2 separate regions of the Homo sapiens genome follow, and region 2 is linked to region 1. The links are chromatin contacts, found by Hi-C or POLR2A ChIA-PET in ENCODE. All regions are on one chromosome and are shown on one strand. The core of a region is the stretch at or near the end of the contact, and the rest is flanking DNA. Distances in the headings are between cores, read along the strand shown. Region 1 holds the start of MSI2 (musashi RNA binding protein 2). Region 2 holds the start of COIL (coilin).

The links. A loop is a pair of places that touch in the nucleus more often than their neighbours do. ChIA-PET counts read pairs that join two places held with the same protein, here RNA polymerase II (POLR2A). Pooled maps may share reads with other maps.
Region 2: a loop to region 1 is called in a map of CD8-positive, alpha-beta T cell, with 5 times the contacts of the local background. The contact joins the promoter of COIL here to the promoter of MSI2 in region 1. A Hi-C loop is called at or near these places in 3 of 168 maps with a recorded cell type or tissue (CD8-positive, alpha-beta T cell, naive thymus-derived CD4-positive, alpha-beta T cell and sigmoid colon), 1 of 37 single-sample maps with no recorded cell type and 14 of 50 pooled maps. POLR2A ChIA-PET finds 5 or more read pairs at or near these places in 4 of 52 experiments (A673, OCI-LY7, activated CD4-positive, alpha-beta T cell and 1 more).

The regions. Positions count from the first base shown.
Region 1 is chr17:57,255,273-57,260,456 of GRCh38, forward strand. It overlaps MSI2 (musashi RNA binding protein 2), which reads left to right and starts at 1,251. Exons shown (of 14, transcript NM_138962.4): 1 at 1,251-1,532; 2 at 1,826-1,866; 3 at 2,194-2,275; 4 at 2,998-3,082. The coding sequence starts at 1,471. LOC101927510 (a long non-coding RNA gene) reads right to left here and starts at 1,724. Exons shown (of 3, transcript XR_007065860.1): 1 at 1,670-1,724. RefSeq lists a silencer at 806-1,435 and enhancers at 3,414-3,503, 4,490-5,013.
Region 2 is chr17:56,957,987-56,963,170 of GRCh38, forward strand. COIL (coilin) reads right to left here and starts at 3,064. Exons shown (of 7, transcript NM_004645.3): 1 at 2,789-3,064. The coding sequence starts at 3,033. It overlaps LOC105371836 (a long non-coding RNA gene), which reads left to right and starts at 3,162. Exons shown (of 4, transcript XR_934875.4): 1 at 3,162-3,426. RefSeq lists a silencer at 2,666-2,775 and enhancers at 2,902-3,196, 2,946-3,085, 3,096-3,145.

The DNA of each region.
Region 1 (5,184 bases), core at 1-2,500:
GAAACTTTCATGCGATGCCTTTGGAAGGCTACAGACATTGTCTTTTTGGAGTTTTCAGTGCATGAAGGTATGAAACCGCATTTATTAAGCACCTACTGTATGCCAGAACCCGTGCTGCACAATACTACTGCTGCTAAGGTGGGAGTGATTCTGAAGCCTTCTGCCACCCTAGCTACCTCTGCAGGTCGTGAGGGGTCTTGGGCTATTTCAGTATCATGCACTTTACTATCCTGGCATACAAAGGCTGGGTGAGAAATAAAATATATAACGAACGGATTACACAGGGGTTTCCTGAAATAACCACCCTTCCCATCCATCCCAGAGACACCCCAAAAGTACTTCTCGTTATATACAAACATTTGCTTTGAACCTCAATCATGTGACCTTGACTCCTATAACCTATCTTATTACATTTTTAAAACACTGTATGATTAACGCGGAAACCCTTTCTTCGGCACTTTCTCGCCACTGGAATCGCGTCAGTTTCTCAAAGTTCCAAAATAACCTTTCCCGGGCACGGATTGGTACCTCTACTGGGGAAGGGCGGGGAACCGCGCAAGACGTGCCGGTGTGGAGCCAGAGCCAGAGAGAACTTCCAGCGCAAAAGGAAAATAAAACTTGTGGCTGGTGTTTGTGCAGGAGGGTCTCCGCCATCCTGAAGCCCCCCGATCCTGGGGCGTCTCGGGGGCCGCCAAAGGAGCGCCAGGGTGTGGGTTTGCTCCCGACGTCCTTGACCTAAATTTCTGAGCGGTGGCTGGAAACAGGGCACAGCGGAGGGCGGGCGGCTGGTGCCATTCCCGGATCTCGGCGGCAGGGGCCGGCAAACTTGAATGGAGAGGGCGAACTAGAGAGGGTGGGGGGCGTCTTCTCCCAGGTCCGGGTGAGGAGCCGCAGCAAGCTCCCCGCGCCTCCCCTCCCCCGATCCACCCGCCCCCCGCAGCCCATGTGATCCAGGGAAGTCGGGGTGCGCTCCCCCTCGCCCTGCGCCCTGCCGGCCCGGAGGCGGGGTCCCCTCCGCCCGCGGGGTTCGCGCGCCACCCTTGTGGGTCCGGCCGTGGGGGGCCGAGTGTGCGCGCGCGGGCAGGCGGGGGCCGCACGGGGGTGCGTGACGTCACCGGCATTGGTTACACGACGTTCTAGAACTCCGCCCCACGTGCGCCGGGGAGGAGGGGGAGGAGGAGGAGGAGATGGGGGTGGGGAGGAGGAGGGGGAGAGGTGGGGATGGGCCGGGGGGGCGGGGACGGGGGGGTGTGCGAGGCAGCGGGGCTGAGCTAAGCCGAGCCCACGTGTGACGGCTCTCGCCGCTGCCCCGGCTCCGCCGCTCGCAGAGAGATTCGGAGGAGCCCGGGCGGGGGGGAGGAGGAGGGGGAGGAGGGAGCGGAGATCTCGGGGCTCGGAGCCGGCCGCCGCTCCGCTCCGATCGCTGTGGGGCTTGGTTTTTTGGGGGTGGGGGGGCGGGGGGGCTCAGATATGGAGGCAAATGGGAGCCAAGGCACCTCGGGCAGCGCCAACGACTCCCAGCACGACCCCGGGTAAGTTTCCAGCCGCTGCCCACCGCGCCGCCTTGGGCTCGCTCTCCTTGCAGCGGCGGGGACGGCGGTGCGCGGAGCCGGGCATCTCCCGCGCCCCCCCGCCTCTCCCGCGCGCCCCCCCCGTGGAAGTTACACACCTTTGGATTGCATTTCGCCGTCACCTTCTCCCCCACCCCACCTCCCGGCTCTCGCTCGCTCGCTCCCCCCCGCTTTCCTTTTAGCTTTTGTAAGTTACACGTCAAAATGGCCGATCTGACATCGGTGCTCACTTCTGTTATGTTTTCTCCCTCTAGTAAAATGTTTATCGGTGGACTGAGCTGGCAGACCTCACCAGGTAAGGGAGGGAGGGGGGGACGCCTGGGTCCCCCCCTTCTTGGCTTCTTTATTGCTCTTTGTTATCCCGGTGTAGGAGCCCCCCCCCCCCCGCCATTGGCTCCCCACTTCTCCTGTGCAAGGTTATTTTTTTTAAATAGCAAATCCTTTCTGAGCCCTCTATGCGACCTCTGTTGCCGAATTTCCCCCGCGTGTGCAAAAAATGCAAAAACAAAACAGAATAACAACAGAAAACTACTTTTGGATTTTGTCCTTGATCAAAATTTGCATTGCTTTTTTTTTCCACACCTTCTCTCCCCCCCCCATCTCTCTCTTTCTCTCTCTACAGATAGCCTTAGAGACTATTTTAGCAAATTTGGAGAAATTAGAGAATGTATGGTCATGAGAGATCCCACTACGAAACGCTCCAGGTAAACCATTCCCTTCTGGATTTTGTCTTTATTTTAGAACAAAGTTTAAGTTTTATTTTTGGAGGTGTCTTCGGAAGTAGCTAAGCGGATTAGAATGGGGCTCAGGCGCGTGGCTGATCTCGAACGGCGCTCTATACCACCCCCACCGCCCCCTAGTAACCCCAGAGGTTATTGTTAATTGGAGCTGAACTCTGGATACAGAGATACCCATCTCTCTGCTTTTAAGTCATTTTCCCGTCGCTTCTTTTTCTCTGTTTAAAATGACATTCAGCTTCATTTACTTTCGCATAGTTTTTTTTTTTCTTTTGATCTTAATGTGTGTTTCCCCCACACTCCCAGCTCCCCAAACTCTTAAGATCCCTCTTAGAAAGATGGTGGTAAATCTCTTCTAAGTGCCGGGCTTTCTTCGGAATAAAACAAAGCGTTAAGAAAGGGAAGGGGAGGAGGAGAGGAAACTGAGGTGGCCAAAGAGTGGAGGCACCAGCATTTTCCAAGTTACCTCCACCCTCCCTGCCCCCGTTCCACTTCCCCCGTTAACCTTGATGTTTTTTCTTGCGAGGTGGAGGGCTGTAGGCAGGAGGGGAATTGGAGGAGGGGAGTGGGAGGTGGGGGTGCGTGGGGGGCAACTTTTGCTCCTCATTCAGCCTTAGGTCTCACTCCTGGTTGCTTTCAATGGTGTCACATTTTCTTGTTTGTTTTTCTCCCTCTTTGTCTCCTTTCAGAGGCTTCGGTTTCGTCACGTTCGCAGACCCAGCAAGTGTAGATAAAGTATTAGGTCAGCCCCACCATGAGTTAGATTCCAAGACGGTAGGTTGCTTTTTGTTGTTGTTGTTCGCCCCTTTTCAGGAACGATCTGGGCATTGACAGCCCCATTTAAAGGGACAGTGCCTTCTTTTGCTTCTGTGCTAGAACTGGGTAGTTTTAAACTGAGCTAGCGAGTTGGCTCAAAAGTTTGCTGCTGTGGCTGGCTTTGGGGTTTTCTTTTTAGAGCCTGTCCCATTGCAGCTTCAGAGGCTGCCAAGGTTAGGCTTGGGGAGGAGAGGGTTCGGCTCCTGGAGAGTCTGCCTTCCCGGCCTGGGGACTGTGCAGAGAAACTCCACCAGAGAGCAAATGCAACTTTTCTTTGTCAGCCAAGCACAGCACGCGTTACCAACTGTGGCTGTGGGGATCAGCTTTGAGAAGGCACAGCCTGCTTTGTGGCCAAGGGGGACAGCAGTGGGAAGGAGGGGAGAGGGCGCTAATTACAGGTCCAGGCAACAGGTTTCTCTTGGGGCACTTGGGATTTGGAATGTGCTTTGGGAAGGGAAGGGGACGCTGGCGGAGCTGAGCTGGGCATCCACTGGGGTGACTCCAGATGGCATGAAATCTAAGGCTGATAAGGCCTGGGGGTTTCAAAGTGATTTTTTTTTCCTTCCTTTTCTTTCTCAGATCCTTTCATTTGAGTATGGGTACTTTTATACATCACAAGTTTTAAAAATCCAGAGTAGAAGGGGGAAGAGTCTCCAGGCAGAGGTCAGAAGGGGAAGGGAAGAAAGAGTGTCTGTATATAACAATACATTTAATGGGAGGGGGAGTGTGCAGTGTTTTATTTAGCCCCTGTGTGGGCTTCCTGCCTCTCCTCCCTTCCCTTTATGTCTACCAGAGTTTCCCCACGGTTTTTATTAATATATATCTGCCCCAAACAGAGGCCTTAAGATGACATTGGGCTGTAGTGCTGGGTTGCATGGAACTTCACTCCTCTGTGATGGGGTAGTGGGACAAGGCCAGAAATGGGGCTCTACTTCCATCCGCCTCTTATGAAAGTGAGCAAGACATTCCCTACCTCTGGGTCTCAATTTCCTCTTCTGTAAAATAAGTGGACCAAGGTGATCTTTCAAGCCCCTTTTGGCTTTAACATTGAATGGAAGAGAAGGAAAGCAAATAAAGAAACCTGGCAACCTTCGGTGCACTTGAATTGATTTTGCAAATTCACCCTCTTTCTCTGATCAAAGAGATCAGGAATGCGTGCCTTCTCCTAAGAAAGAAACCCACCTACACTCTTAGTTGCTTTATTAATTGTCCTGGACTTGTCATAGCTTGCATGCAGCCCAGCCTTTTGTACTTTTAGATAATTTAATTTCAGAAATGATTTGTAGGATGATAACAGATGTCTGAAAAATTTTTCTCTCCTTGATTTCGTGGCTAGCCATTTCAAAAAGCTAGTGAAATTAAAGAGGAAAATCTTTTCAAGGCAAATTTGGGAATTTATCATCCACCCCCTCTTGCTACCTGGGTGGGAGAAACAGTATTTGGTTTCTGTGGTGGCTGGTGGGTCATATTCCTCTGTATCAGGTGCAAAGCCTGCAGTTTCCCTCTCTGATTGTTTATAGACATGTTTTGGTCACTATTATTTAGTGTAACCTAGCTTTTGACTTTGTTTCAACGTTCAGTGCAGGAGGCAGAAGCGGTTGGTTTATTGACATGGAAACGAGGATCTTGTTTACTGTTACCTTAAAAGCTTTGTTTAGGTAACGGCCATTCACATCCAAAATAGTACCCTAGTCTTTTCCTAGAGGACTTGTAGATACAGTAAGTAGAGCTGTACCTAACTAACTAATGTTTTAATTTTTGGTAGTTTTCTTTTTTGTTTGTTTTTTAAAAAATAGTTGACAGGGATGTGCAAAAGGTTGGGATTTGCCATGCTTAACTTGACCCTTCCTCTCCTTCAGAGATCTCAGCGTGTAAACTTTGCACACTGAGGAACTTCGATCATGATATAATGCTCTGATACGGCCACACACCATCCAGGAGTTCTGAATTGGCTTTTTCGTTTTGTGATTTAAATTTTCTTTAGTACTTCACTTTCTTCATTGCACCTTACTTCTTCCAGCTCCTGGCACCTCCCTCAACATACCCCACACCTGTTACCC
Region 2 (5,184 bases), core at 1,814-4,313, 300 kb before region 1:
CCACAACCTAGTTCCACTTTTCCTCATTAGCCTTCTCAGTACTGCCAATGATCCCAACAGAATGCTTTGGCTGGTCAGACTCATCTTTTTACCAAGTCCAGCCAGCTTTTGTCTCTATAACTGTGCTTTGATCATCCAACATTTCCCACCCATTCTTCAAGGTACTGCTCAATTCCCTAACCATTTTGTTCCATGCTGATCTCCCTTTTCTCAACCAGCTTCTGCACTTACCATATAACTTGGTCTAACTATTCAGTCTAATTGTCTGTATCACAGAAGGTAATATACAAAAGCATGAGACTCATTATTTGGGTCCCAGTCCAACAATATTGGGTACTTTGAGAATAGAGACTATGTGTTCTTCCGTAGCTCTGAAGAAAAGTGAATTTGCCAGGGAAAAACAATGATTGTGGACATAAAACAACAAAAACAAAGACGAACTTTCCAGATTCATCTTTTTCTACGGTCTGCCCATTTGCCACTGAAGCCACTAGAGAGGTATTTTTTGCCACATGCAGCTGTGCATTTGAAGCATTTAGGAAAGATTTGCCTGTCATCGTGTTGTAATTATTACTTATAACAGTTTTCATGGTTTGTTTTTGTCATTGTTAACTTCATTATGAAGAATGTAATGCCCACATGATTCATTAAAGTATAATTATAGTTAGCACAAGTTATTAACTCATTAGGCAAGAGACAGTTCAGAAAGTAAACTTAATAGGATGGGACACAATCCTTAGAATTGTAACATTTAAATAATCCTTGAATTGCAGAGAGAATAGAGACCTATTTCACAGTCAATAAAAAGGGGGAAAAAAAACTCTTTGAAATTTGGATTATTTCAAATTGTCATTTGAAACAGTTGAACATTATTCAATAAATCATAATATCCTGATTTAAAGATGCAGTTACTGTTCCAAATTAAATTCCCTGATGTTCTGAAGAAATCTTACGGAATCTGACATGCTTGAGGGTAAGGAATATTCAACGACAAAGGGCAGCAAGAGAAAATAGCCTGGTTCACAACTCTGGAATTAATTCACTGTAGCTGAAGCTTAAAGGGGGTGGGGGAAGGAAGGCTGGCACAGTGGCTTACGCCTGTAATCCCAGTGCTTTGGGGGGCTGAGGTGAGAGGACAGCTTGAGCCCAGGGATTCGAGACCAGCCTGGGCAACATGGCGAAACCCTGTCTCTACAACAAATACAAAAATTAGCCAGGCGTGGTTGCCTGGCCTGAAGTCCCAACTACTCGGGAGGCTGAGGTGGGAGGATTGCCTGTGCCCAGGAAGTCAAGGTTACAGCAAGCTATGATCGTACCACTGCACTCCAGCCTGGGCATGGGAAACCCAGTCTCTTTATTTAAAAAAGAAAAAAAAAAGTCTGAATAAATCAGTCCAAGATATGAATCCAAACTGGAATGATCAGATACCATCATCTTACTGTGGCAACTCAACCACATTTCAGCAATTCACACTACAATTGCTCCTGGATACTCATCTCATTATCATTTTTTTAACTTCCAAAAGCATATTTAAGATTATTTTGTGTTTCCCAATTTACAGCCCAAAAGGACTCAAGACACTTATTTGAGAGAATCCCAAAATGTCTGGGTGAGACACAAAATGATACGCCACCAGAAGTCTCAGGGGACACTGGGCACATGAGAACTAAGGCTGGACAACAGCAGGTTATGAAGAAAACACAACGATTCCCCTTTGTCAGCTTCCTGCACCTGACCCTGAAGGCCGCCATGGGTAAGGCCGGGTCTCCGGCACATCTGCACCATGGGCACGCAACAGAGTCGCACAGTGCCTAGCTAAGCGCGGATGTGCTAAATCAAGGCTGAAAGAAAGCCTGGCCCTGCCCTTAGGCATCAGGGATTTTCCAAGTTTGATTCTCCTGTCATCAGAAGCATCCCGGGAAGGATGCTCGTTACACTGCAGATTCCAGCCAGGCGCGGAGGCTCACGCCTGTAATCCCAGCACTTTGGGAAGCCGGGAGGATCACTTAACGTCAGGAGTTCAAGACCAGCCTGGCCAACACGGTGAAACCCCGTCTCTACTAAAAATACAAACAAACAAACAAAAAATTAGCCGGGCATGGTGGCGCCCGCCTGTAAGCCCAGCTACTCGGGAGGCTGAGGTGGGAGGATCGATTGAACCCGGGAGGTGGAGGCTGCAGTGAGCTGAGATCGCGCCACTGCACTCCAGCCTGGGTGACAGAATGAGACTCAGTCTCAAAAATAAAAATAATAGGGGCAGGATGCGGTGGTGCACGCCTGCAATCCCAGCACTTTGAGAGGCCGATGCAAGCGGATCAACTGAGGTCAGGAGTTCGAGACCACCTTGACCAATATGGTGAAACCCCATCTCTACTAAAAATACAAAAATTAGCCGGGCGTGGTGGCGGACGCCTGTAGTCCCAGCTACTCGGGAGGCTGAGGCAGGAAAATTGCTTGAACCCGGGAGGTGGAGGTTGCAGTGAACCGAGATCGCGCCACTGTACTCCAGCCTGGGTGACAAAGCAGGACTCCGTCTCAAAAAAAAAAAAATAATAATAAAAAATAATAATAAAATGCAGATTCCTGAGCCCCAAAGTTGACTACACCAATCAGGATCTCCGGGGTTCGCGAACGTGCATTTTTACAGCCCCACCCCCCTCCAACCCTCGTCCCCTTCCCCATCCCCCATCCCCTCCACTACCAGGTCTAGCGGCTTCAGGCCCGGGCGTGCGCAGGCGCGTCCCCCGCCCGCCGCCCACCCGGCCGTCCCGCTCCCTGCGCCGCGCACCTGAGGCAGTCGTTGTCTCTCACAAGGCGCGCGCTCTCGGCGGGGGGCAAGAGCCCCCCCTCCAGGTAGAGGCCTAGGAAGGCCCCAGAACTGAAGCCGAAGCGCTGGCGGATGAGACTAATGAGATCTGTGACGACTCGGCATCTGTTCAAGTCGACCAGAAGCCAGAAGGCCGTACAGTGCGGGGTAGCTGGCGGCGGGTAATCAAATTGAAGCCGTAGCCTAACCGTCTCGGAAGCTGCCATCTTGCTTGGTGCTCAACGGAAGCCGAGAGATACCACGGGGCCACCGAGAGGCGTGCTCGGGCGGCTCGCCCCCGCCGGAGCCTTTGGCGTGTGCCACCTAGTGGTGAAACCTGGCTACTACAGGCTGCGTCTAGGCGAGAACTCGGAGCGTGGTTGATTTCATTCAATTTTGTTCACGGCAGGGCTGAGGAAGGGAATAAGTGAAATGCCTTTATTACATTTCTACTGGGCGCTATGTAGGGTCTCCTAATTAAGGCAACTCTCTGGATAAATAACATTTCTCCTCAGCAGTAGTCTTCTAAGATATTTGCTCATCGACGTGAAAGATTTTTATAAAACAATCCTAACACATTTCGCTGACAAAATTTTTCATCATGATGAGTTGAAAAAGATGTAAGTCCTAGTGTGTTCTCAATGTTGAAATTTTGAAATAACACTGTTAATCATTCTTCCAAATGTATCCAGTGGAATATAAATACCTTAGCCTTTTAATACCCACCACCAAACAAAAATGTCCTTGCATTTCTCACCAGATAAATAAATCAGTATTTACATTATTTCTTCTATTTTTTGAACTAGAATTTACATTTCTCCACATAATATATATTAACTCCTTTAATTTTCATAACAAAAGTTAGGAATTATGAACTGTTATCCTTATTTAGAGGATTTAAAAAAAACAAGGTTCAGAGAGTTTAAGAAGTAACTAGAGGCCAGGAGCAGTGGCTGACGCCTGTAATCCCAGCACTTTGAGAGGCCAAGGTGGGCGGATCACTTGAGACCAGGAGTCTGAGACCACCCTGGCCAAAATGGTGAAACCCCAACTCTACTAAAAATATAAAGATTAGCCGGGTGTGGTGGCATGTGCCTATAATTCCAGCTACTCGGGAGACTGAAGCAGTAGAATCGCTTGAACCCAAGAGGTGGAGGTTGCAGTGAGTCAGGATCGTGCCACTGCACTCCAGCCTGGGCAATAGAGCAAGATTCTGTCTTAAAAAAAAAAAAAGGAGTAACTTCCCCAAGTTCACTAGACTAGTTAAGTTGTAGATACCAGGGAGTCAGTAGATGAATTGAAAACAAAATTTTTTAACTGAAAGTAAGGGTTTTTGGATTTTCTTTTTTTAGAGTCTTGCTCTGTCACCTAGGCTGGAGTGCCGTGGTGCACTCTGCCTCCCGGGTTCAAGTGACTTCCCACCTCAGCCTTCCTAGTAGCTGGAACCACAGGTGTGAGCCACCAAGCCCAGCTAATTTTTGTATTTTTTGTAGAGATAGGGTTTTTCCATGGTGGCCAGGCTGGTCTCGAATTCCTGAATTCCAGCAATCTGCCTGCCTTGGCCTCCCAAAGTGGTGGGATTACAGGCATGAGCCACCACCTCCGACTAAAATCAAGTTTATTAGAGAATTAAAGGAATAAAAGAATGACTACTCCATAGACAGAGCAGCGAGCCCATACTATAAGTATACTCAGTCAAGTATACTTATAGTTACTTCTTGACTGTATGCTAAACAAAGGATGGATTATTCATGAGTTTTCTGTATCCCTAGGAAAGGGGCAGGGATTTCCCTCAGAACTGAGGGTTACTCCCCTTTTACACCATACAGGATAACTTTTGGGCATTTCCGGCTGGGCGCAGTGGCTCACCCCTGTAATCCCAGTTTCTCCACATCCTGACTACCATTTGGCATTGTCACTATTTTTTAGTCATTCTGGTAGATGTGTTGTGGTATGTTGTGGTTTTATTTATTTGTTTGTTTGTTTTGAGGCTGGGTCTCATTATGTCTCCAGTGCTGAAGTGCAGTGGCGTGATCACAAGGCTTACTGCAGCCTTCACCTCTGAAGCTCAAATGAACCTCCCACTTCAGCCTCCTGAGTGGCTGGGACTACAGGCATGCACTGCCATGCCCTGCTAAATTTTGTAATCTTTGTAGAGACGGAGTTTTGCCACATTGCCCAGACTGGTCTCAAACTCTTGGGCTCAAGCTATCCTCCCACCTCAGCCTCCCAAATATTGGGATTACAGGCATGAGCCACCATGCCCAGCCTCTTGTGGTTTTAATTTGTATTTTCTAATGGCTAATAATGTTGAACATTTTTCCTGTGTTTATGTGCTTCTTCAGTGAAATTCTCTTCAAGTCTTTTACATCTACTCT